2 separate regions of the Homo sapiens genome follow, and region 2 is linked to region 1. The links are chromatin contacts, found by Hi-C or POLR2A ChIA-PET in ENCODE. All regions are on one chromosome and are shown on one strand. The core of a region is the stretch at or near the end of the contact, and the rest is flanking DNA. Distances in the headings are between cores, read along the strand shown. Region 1 overlaps ASCC1 (activating signal cointegrator 1 complex subunit 1). Region 2 overlaps ASCC1 (activating signal cointegrator 1 complex subunit 1).

Region 1 (4,426 bases), core at 503-3,002:
GGGTCAAGCTATCCTCCTGCTTCAGCCTCCCGAGTTGCTGGGACTACAAGTGCATGCCACCATGCCCAGCTAATTTAAAAAATTTTTCTTGTAGAGACGAGGTATTGCTATATTGCTCAAGTGGATCTTGAACTTCTGGCCTCAAGTGATCTTCCCTCTTTGGCCTCCCAAAGTGCTGGGATGACAGGTGTGAGCCACCATGCACGCGCCACTACCACCTGGCTAGTTTTTGTATTTTTAGTAGAGATGGGGTTTCACCATGTTGGCCAGGCTGGTCTCAAACTCCTGACCTCAAGTGATCAGCCTGCCTCAGCCTTCCAAAGTGCTGGGATCACAGACATGAGCCACTGCACCCGGCCCCTTCTAATTTTGGATTTGCCACTTAGTTTTGTGAAGTTGGTCAAGTTTTGTAACTTCTCTGTGCCTTGGCTTCTGTATTGGTAAATAGGGATAATAATTGGTTATGAGGATTAAATGATTTAACAGATAAAAAGTGCTTAGAACTGTGCCTGACACATCATAGTGATGTTGACTGTTGAAGTAGCCACCTAGCTGACTGACCTCTGTAGCTGTTCCTCTTCTAAAGCCCTTCCCACTCTGCTATTGAGTCAGCTTTCAAAAATGGACATCAGACCACATAATTCCCTTTTGAAAGTCTTTCTGTGGCTTCCCTAATCTGACCACTGCTTATAGACTTAGCTCATCTCCATTGTCCCTTTTCTGTCACTCTCTGTCATAACTGTATTGTAAATAATTGACAGTTTTTTGAATATGCTGTGATCTTGCATGCCTTGGCATCTTTGCACTTGCTGTTTCTTCTTCTACTTGAAGTGCCCCTCCTTCCCTGGTGTTATTTGCAAATCTTTAATGATCATTCCAGACTATGTCTAAACCTCCTGTGGAAACCTGGCCCTCTCCATGTAGAGTTGATCACTCCCTTCACGCTCACCATAATATATTGCCATCATTTATTTCTACTATCTGTTAAGCAGACAAACAAGACTGATCTTTAGCTCCATGATGGTGGGAGATGAGTCTCTTATTCTTCCTCCTGTGATGCAGGGCTTTGTATGGTGATTAGCACAGAGCACATGCTCCATAAACATTGTTGAATTGGTAATCGCATGTTCAGAAGTTTACTAAGATTTCTGCATTACTTTTCTCCAATTTCTCCAGGCTACAAGAATTAGTTGATCGAGTGCTGGAACGTTTTCAGGCATCTGGACTAATAGTGAAAGAGTGGAATAGTGTGAAACTGCATGCTACAGTTATGAATACACTATTCAGGAAAGACCCCAATGGTAAGTCCCCCAGAGAACTATAGCACAGTTTGTGATCAGCGGCCTTGTGGCATCTCTGAGGTTTAGGTAGAATGAGCTATCAAAGAATCTCTGATATAGCTTCTTTTTTAGACCTCTTAGCTTATTCTGATGAGCATAGTAGAGGTGGGCAAGAACATATATAGCATGGAACTGTGGCTTCCAGATCTTTTATTTCTGTCACACATAGGATTGCCATATTTAGCAAATACAAATACAGGATGCTCTGGTAAATTTTATATAAACAGTGAATAAATTTTTGGCATAAGTATGTCGCATGCAATACTTGGTGGCTTTTTTTTTTTTTAAAGAGAAAAAAGAAAGGAAGGTGAGCTAGTGAAAGTAAATGTTAAATCAGTGTTTCTCAACTGGGGGTTATTTTGCCCCCAGATGACATTTGGCATTGTCTGGAGACATTTTTGGTTATCATAGTTAGGGAGCTGGAGATGGGTTGCTGCTGGCACCTAGTGGGTGCTGTCTAACACTCTACAATGCATGGGACGGTCCCCCATGACAAAGAATTATTCTTCCCAAAATGTCGTAGCACAGAGGTTGAGAAACCTTGTGTTAAAATAATAGTTTTTTTCTTCATGGACTCTGAGCCTTTTTATAAAAATGCCTTGTTTTAATCCTTGATTTGGGATAGTTGTTTATTTCAAAAAGAAGTTTTCTTTTCTTCCTGTCCCTATCTCCAAAGTGAAAGCTTCTCTAGTACCTTCAGCATCGGATCAGGAGTCACACATTCAAGCCATATGCAGCTCTTCCTTCCAAGACTCGTGGTTCAAAATACACTAGCAGCACCAAGGTCACGTATTCCGGTTTCATTTCCTTTCTTGAGCCCTGACCTTGGTTTTAGAAAATCTAGGTGGGGGCCAGGTGCGGTGGCTCATGCCTGTAATCCTAGCACTTTGGAAGGCTGAGGCGGGTGGATCACTTGCATTTAGGAGTTCAAGACCAGCCTGGCCAACATGGTGAAACCCCGTCTCTACTAAAAATACAAAAATTAGCCGGGTGTGGTGGCACATGCCTGTAATCCCAGCTACTTGGGAGGTTGAGGCAAGACAATCGCTTGAACCTGGGAGGCGGAGGTTACAGTGTGCCGAGATCGCACTCCAGCCTGGCAACAGAGCAAGACTCCTTCTCAAAAAAAAAAAAAAAAAAAAAATCTATCTAGAGGAGAAGATAACTCCATCAGGACTTGAATCATTGACTATTTGTAGGTTTTTAGTTAGGACAATTTGTGTGTCCCTTTTAGTTAAGGCACGTCTTTTAATTTCTCTCAGATATGTACCAAAGATCCCAACTGGCAATCATTTGATAATTAACCCCGTTTAGTTACAGTCATGGTAGGACCAAGAAATTTGTAGCTATCTAGTTATTAGTTCTAAAATACTACTATTTTGTGATGCCATATTGAATTTTATTTAAGACTTATAAATAAATCTCTATTTTACTTTTGAGAACACTGAGATTAAGAGAGCTTCAAATAACTCAGTTAAAGCCTATATACTCTTGTTTGGGTAGGTAATAGAATCCAAAACTTTGAACTTGTTCCAGTTGAGTGTGTGTGTGTGTGTGTGTGTGTGTGTGTGTGTGTGTATTTTTATTTTATTTTTTTGAAATGGAGTCTTGCTCTGTCGCCCAGGCCGGAGTGTGCAGTGGCGCCATCTCAGCTCACTGCAACCTCCGCCCCCCAGGTTGAAGCAATTCTCCTGCCTCAGCCTCCTGAGTAGCTGGGATTACAGGCACCTGCCACCGCGCTCAGCTAATTTTCGTATTTTTAGTAGAGACAGGGTTTCACCATCTTGGCCAGGCTGATCTTGAACTCCTGACCTTGTGATCCACCTGCCTCGGCCTCCCAAAGTGCTGGGATTACAGGCATGAGCCACTGCGCCCGGCCCAGTTGAGCATATTTCTTTCCTTCGGGGAGTAGTAGTACAGGAAGTAGGAATATTTTCAATATCTATGTATTATAATGCAGCTTGTCCAGTAGAAGCATGTAACTAGGTTTGTGCTATTTGTTTTATTCTGAACAGTGTATTTTAATTTTGGAAAACAAATTGAGAATCCCCTGAGATGATGTACATTTTAACATTATTATGTAAAGGCAGAGTTTCAGAACTCTGGAGTATACTCTAAATTTATTGTTTCAGAAGACATACTGTATTAAGAAAACGGTCTGTGATGATTGAAGTATTCTGTATCTGCGATGTCCAATATGGTAGCCACTAGACACATGGGGTTATTGAGCACTTGAAAGGTGGCTAGTGAGACTGTGAAAGTGAACTTTTATTTTTAATTTTAATTAAAATTTATGGGAAAACATCTGGATAGTGGCCACTGTTTTGGGCGTTGCAGGTATAGACAGTATTTTATTAGACATTTATTAGCTATCAGTACATTTTCCATTTGTCTTAGTCCTTAAATATTTGTTCAGAGCTCTTAAAACTATGTCATGGTCCATCATTAACTAATCTCTTAACACAGGAAGAGTTCAGATATGTAGGAATCTGTATATTCTAAGTTGTGTGGATCCAGGTTTATATTCAGTTAGTACTAGAGCTTTATATAAGAGAGTGTTGTGTGTTTACAGTCTAGTTATCCCTCTATTTGCAGATGTTCAAAATATAATTGCTTTATTGAGATATAATTCACATACTCTACAATTTACTCTCTTGATATATATATATAATTTAGTGGTTTTTAGTCTGGTTAAACTTGTATAGCCATCACCACAATCAGTTCTAGAACATTTTCATCACCCTAAAATGAAACCCCATACCCACTGGCAGTCACTTTCCATTTCTTCCTACCCCTCTCACTCTGCCCTCCCCTGACCTCCACCAAGCCCTAGGCACCACTTGCCTACTTTATGTCTCTATAGAGCTGCCTGTTCTGGACATTTCATATAAACAGAATCATGCTGTATGTGATCTTTTGTGGCTGGCTGCTTTCACTTAGCATAATATTTTCAAGGCTCATCCATGTTATAACACATCAGTACTTTATTCCTTTTTTTGTTTTGTTTTCTGTGTGTTTTTTTTTTTTTTTTTTTTTTTTTTGAGACAAGGTCTCTGTTGCCCAGGCTGGAGTGTAGTAGAGTGATC
Region 2 (4,426 bases), core at 489-2,988, 66 kb before region 1:
TTTCTATTTGTGTAGTAAGTTATATAATATTTTTTATTGCAGTAAAATTATAACGTGGTGTAAATGTGGAGACCCTAGCCATTTTAATATACTAGATTCATTCCAGAACTTATCCAGAAAAGGGTAGACAGGCTATAAAGACTCCATTTTAACTTAGCACAAATGTTGCAGTGTGAAAAACTAGTGTGTCAGGCTGGGCTTGGTGGCTCATGCCTGTAATCCCAACACTTTGGGAGGCCTAGGTGGGAGGATCACTTGAGCCCAGGTGTTCAAGGTCAGCCCGGGCAACATGGCAAAACCCCATCTCTACAAAAAAATACAAAAATTGGCTGGGTGTGGTGGCACATGCTTGTAGTCTCAGCTACTTGGGAGGCTGAGGTGGGAGGATCTTTTTATCTGGGAAAGTCGAGGCTACAGTGAGCCAATCGCACCAGTGCACTCCCTCCTGGGTGACAGAGCGAGACTGTCTCAAAACAAACAAAAAAACAGAAAACAAAGAAGAGAAAATAAAAACTAGGCAGGCGTGTTAGCTCATGCCGGGGTGGGCGGATCATGAGGTCAGGAGATTGAGACCATCCTGGCTAACACGGTGAAATCCCGTCTCTGCTAAAAATACAAAAAATTAGCCGGCCAGGCCCAGTGGCTCACGCCTGTAATCCCAGCACTTTGGGAGGCCGAGGAGGGCACATCACAAAGTCAGGAGTTTGAGACCAGTCTGACCAACATGGTGAAACCCTGTCTCTGCTGAAAATACAAAAATTAGCAGGGCATGGTGGTGCACACCTGTAATCCCAGCTACTCAGGAGGCTGAGGCAGGAGAGTTGCTTGAACCCGGGAGGCGGAGGTTGCAGTGAGCCGAGATCGTGCCACTGCACTCCAGCCTGGGAAACAGAGTGAGACTCTGTCTCAAAAAAAAAAAAAAAAAAAAAAAAATTAGCTGGGTGTGATGGCATACACCCGTATTCCCAGCTACTTGGGAGGCTGAGGCAGGAGAATTGTTTGAACCTGGGAGATGGAGGTTGCAGTGAGCCGAGATCGTGCCACTGCACTCCAGCCTGGGCGACAGAGCAAGACTCCATCTCAAAAAATAAAAATAAACATACAAAATTAGCTGGGTGTGGTGGCTCACACCTGTAATCCTAGCATTTTGGGAGGCCAAGTTGGGTGGATCACAAGGTCAAGATTTTGAGACCAGCCTGGCCAACATGATGAAACCCTGTCTCTCCTAAGAATACAAAAATTAGCCAGGTGTGGTGGCACGTGCCTGTAATCCCAGCTACTCAGGAGGCTGAGGCAGGAGAATCGCTTGAACCTGGGAGGCGGAGGTTGCAGTGAGCCGAGATTGTACCACTGCACTGCAGCCTGGGTGACAGAGCAAGACTCTCTTGAAAATAAAATAAATAAACTGGCTTATTGATCTTGTAGAGAAGTAAAGTATATAGAAAAACCAAATGTATTGGTTAGAGTAAATTGAATTGTGATGTGAAGTCAAGTCTGCAGTTGCATTCGTGTGATATTTGCTCTGATTTACCCATTTCTTTTGTGTCTCCTAAATTAGAGAAATCAGAGAAGGAAATGATCTGGTAGCTTTTAATCCTCTAGACAAGGATCTGGTCTTGTCTGTTTTGAAATCTCAGGCAATGGAACATCAGAAGCTTCTCCACCTCCAACCACTGTAGAGACAGAGTTTCAGTAAATTGCCTAGGCTGTCTGGAACTCCTGGCCTCAGGCAATCCTCCTGCCTTGGCCTTTGCCCCAGAGTGCTGGGATTACAGGCATGAGCATGCCTTGCCTTCTTTCTTTCTTTTCTTTCCTTCCTTCCCTTCCCTTCCCTTCCCTTCCCTTCCCTCCCCTCCCCCTCCCCTCCCCTCCCCTCCCCTCCCCTCTCCTCCCCTCCCCCTCCCCTCCCCTCCCCTCCCCTCCCTCCTCACCCCTTCCATCTGCTCCCTTCCCTCCCCTCCCCTCCTCTCCCTCCTCACCCCTTCCATCTGCTCCCTTCCCTCCCCTCCCCTCCCTCCTCACCCCTTCCATCTGCTCCCTTCCCTCCCCTCCCCTCCCTCCTCACCCGTTCCGTCCCCTCCCCCTTCCCCTCCCCTCTCCCTCCCCCCTCCCCTCCCCTCTCCCTCCCCCCTCCCCTTCCCTTCCTCGTTCCCCCTCCCCCCTCCCCTCCCCTTCCCTGCTCCCCCTTCCCTTCCCTTCCCTTCCCTTTTTCTTTCTCGGTTTTTACTTATTTTGGGTATCCCTAAGGGTAGAATTTCTGGGTTATATGGTAAGTCTATGTTCAACTTTATTTATTTATTTATTTATTTATTTATTTTGAGACAGGGTCTAGCTCTGTTGCCCATGCTGGAGTGCAGTGGCGTGATCTCAGTTCACTGGAACTTCCAGCTTGCTAGTTCAAGCCATTGTTGTGCCTCAGCTTCCCAAGTAGCTGGGATTACAGACATGTGACACCACACCCAGCTAATTTTTGTATTTTTAGTAGAGATGGGGTTTTGCCATATTGGCCAGGCTGGTCTTGAACTCCTGACCTCAAGTGATCTGCCCACCTCAGCCTCCCAAAGTGTTGGGATTACAGGCGTGAGCCACTGCACCCAGCTATGTTCAACTTTTTAAGGAATTACCAAACTTTTTCATAGTGACTACACCATTTTACATTCCTACTAGCAAGGGTTTGCTTTGTAGTACTTGAATTCATTTTTCTACTTTATAAGCTGTCTTAAGGATATTCTTTTTTTTTTTTTTTTTTTTTTTTTGAGATAGAGTCTTGCTCTATTGCCCAGGCTGGAGTGCAGTAGCACGATCTTGGCTCACTGCAAGCTCCACCTCCTGGGTTCCCTCCATCCGTGCCTTAGCCTTCCGAGTAGCTGGGACTACAGGCGCCCGCCACCAGGCTGGCTAATTTTTTGTATTTTTAGTAGAGGTGGGGTTTCACTGTGTTAGCCAGGATGGTCTCGATCTCCTGACCTCGTGATCCACCTGTCTCGGCCTCCCAAAGTGCTGGGATTACAGGAATGAGCCACCGTGCCCGGCCAAGGATATTCTATTTTTAAGCCTCATTCTGCTTACATTGAATTAATTAGCAGTTTTCTTATATTTGTTATTGTCCCCTGTTTAGATTCATATACGCATTCAGAACTGCTTTAGCTCCTCAGAGGTGACAGTATCAAGAGGTCCTGTTTTATAAGCATTTGGGGGTCCTTGAGCAGTTTACCCTTTCTTCTTTGTTTACAGTAATCACTGGCCAGCATCGAAATGGTGTAATTTCAGCCCGAACACGGATTGATGTTCTTTTGGACACTTTTCGAAGAAAGCAGCCCTTCACTCACTTCCTTGCCTTTTTCCTCAATGAAGTTGAGGTTCAGGAAGGATTCCTGAGATTCCAGGAGGAAGTACTGGCGAAGTGCTCCATGGTAAGTGCAAACAAAGCAAGAAGGTTAAAAAAAAAGTTAAATATAAAAAGAATACAAAAATGGTTCATAAATCAAACAGTAGGGAGTTATAAACTTCTTCCCCCACCAAAAAAGATAACTATTTCTTTTGGCTTCTTATATTGAACTGAAAAAAAAAGTGTATGGACATATCAGCTCATAAGTTTCTATATATTACAGAAATGTCTTTAAAAAATTTTAACACATATCGGGCCAGGCGCAGTGGCTCATGCCTGTAATCCCAGCACATTGGGAGGCCGAGGTAGGCAGATCACTTGAGGTCAGGCGTTCAAGACCAGCCTGGGCAACATGGTGAAACCCCGTCTCTACTAAAAATACAAAAAAAATTAGCTGGGTGAGGTGGCATGTGCCTGTAATCCCAGTTACTTGGGAGGCTGAGGCAGGAGAATTGCTTGAACTTGGGAGATGGGGGTTGCAGTGAGCCAAGATCGTGCCACTGCAGTCCAGCCTGGGAGACAGAGTGAGATGCTGTCTCAAAAAAAAAAAAAAAAAGATTTAAGACACAAATGGCTCATCCTAATAGACACACTATTCTGCATCTTTTGGGTGGTAATGTTAATGAGATGCCATTATCTGTAGATCTTCTGACTTTGGGCGGTCATGGCTCATTTGGGATTAGTAACTAAAAGACAAATTTGCATGTAGAATTGCCATACTTAGATAACAGTGAAATGCTTGTGACCAGGATAATAGCAGATAATCCAGATTAGAAAACAAGTTTTAAACTCATTTTGGATATCAGTTAGTTGATTTTAAAAAATGTATATTGATTCAAAAAAGTATGAAAGCAATATGTTTATTATAGAAAATTTAGAAAATACAGAAAAGATTAATAAAAAATCATCCATAATTCCACTACTGAGAGATGCTGTTACATGATTGCTATATATGTGTGTGTATCAATGTGTCTGTACACTCACATACTTTTTTTTTTTTTGAGACAGCGTTTCACTCTTGTTGCCCAGGCTGGAGTG

What was found. A loop is a pair of places that touch in the nucleus more often than their neighbours do. ChIA-PET counts read pairs that join two places held with the same protein, here RNA polymerase II (POLR2A). Pooled maps may share reads with other maps.
Region 2: a map of heart left ventricle shows a loop between it and region 1 (3-fold over the local background). The contact joins two enhancer-like sites. A Hi-C loop is called at or near these places in 9 of 168 maps with a recorded cell type or tissue (Panc1, Right ventricle myocardium superior, head of caudate nucleus and 5 more) and 2 of 50 pooled maps. POLR2A ChIA-PET finds 5 or more read pairs at or near these places in 14 of 52 experiments (A549, CD4-positive, alpha-beta T cell, GM10248 and 10 more).

What each region holds. Positions count from the first base shown.
Region 1 is chr10:72,129,932-72,134,357 of GRCh38, reverse strand. It overlaps ASCC1 (activating signal cointegrator 1 complex subunit 1), which reads left to right. Exons shown (of 10, transcript NM_001198800.3): 8 at 1,177-1,301. Among named protein-coding and RNA genes, the nearest start is that of SPOCK2, 44 kb to the right of the region's middle. Within about 2 kb of position 1,752, at least 2 of the 41 ENCODE cell types and tissues checked have a DNase peak (open chromatin) inside an H3K27ac peak, as active enhancers do.
Region 2 is chr10:72,195,798-72,200,223 of GRCh38, reverse strand. ASCC1 (activating signal cointegrator 1 complex subunit 1) reads left to right here. Exons shown (of 10, transcript NM_001198800.3): 5 at 3,235-3,413. Among named protein-coding and RNA genes, the nearest start is that of ANAPC16, 18 kb to the left of the region's middle. Within about 2 kb of position 1,738, at least 2 of the 41 ENCODE cell types and tissues checked have a DNase peak (open chromatin) inside an H3K27ac peak, as active enhancers do.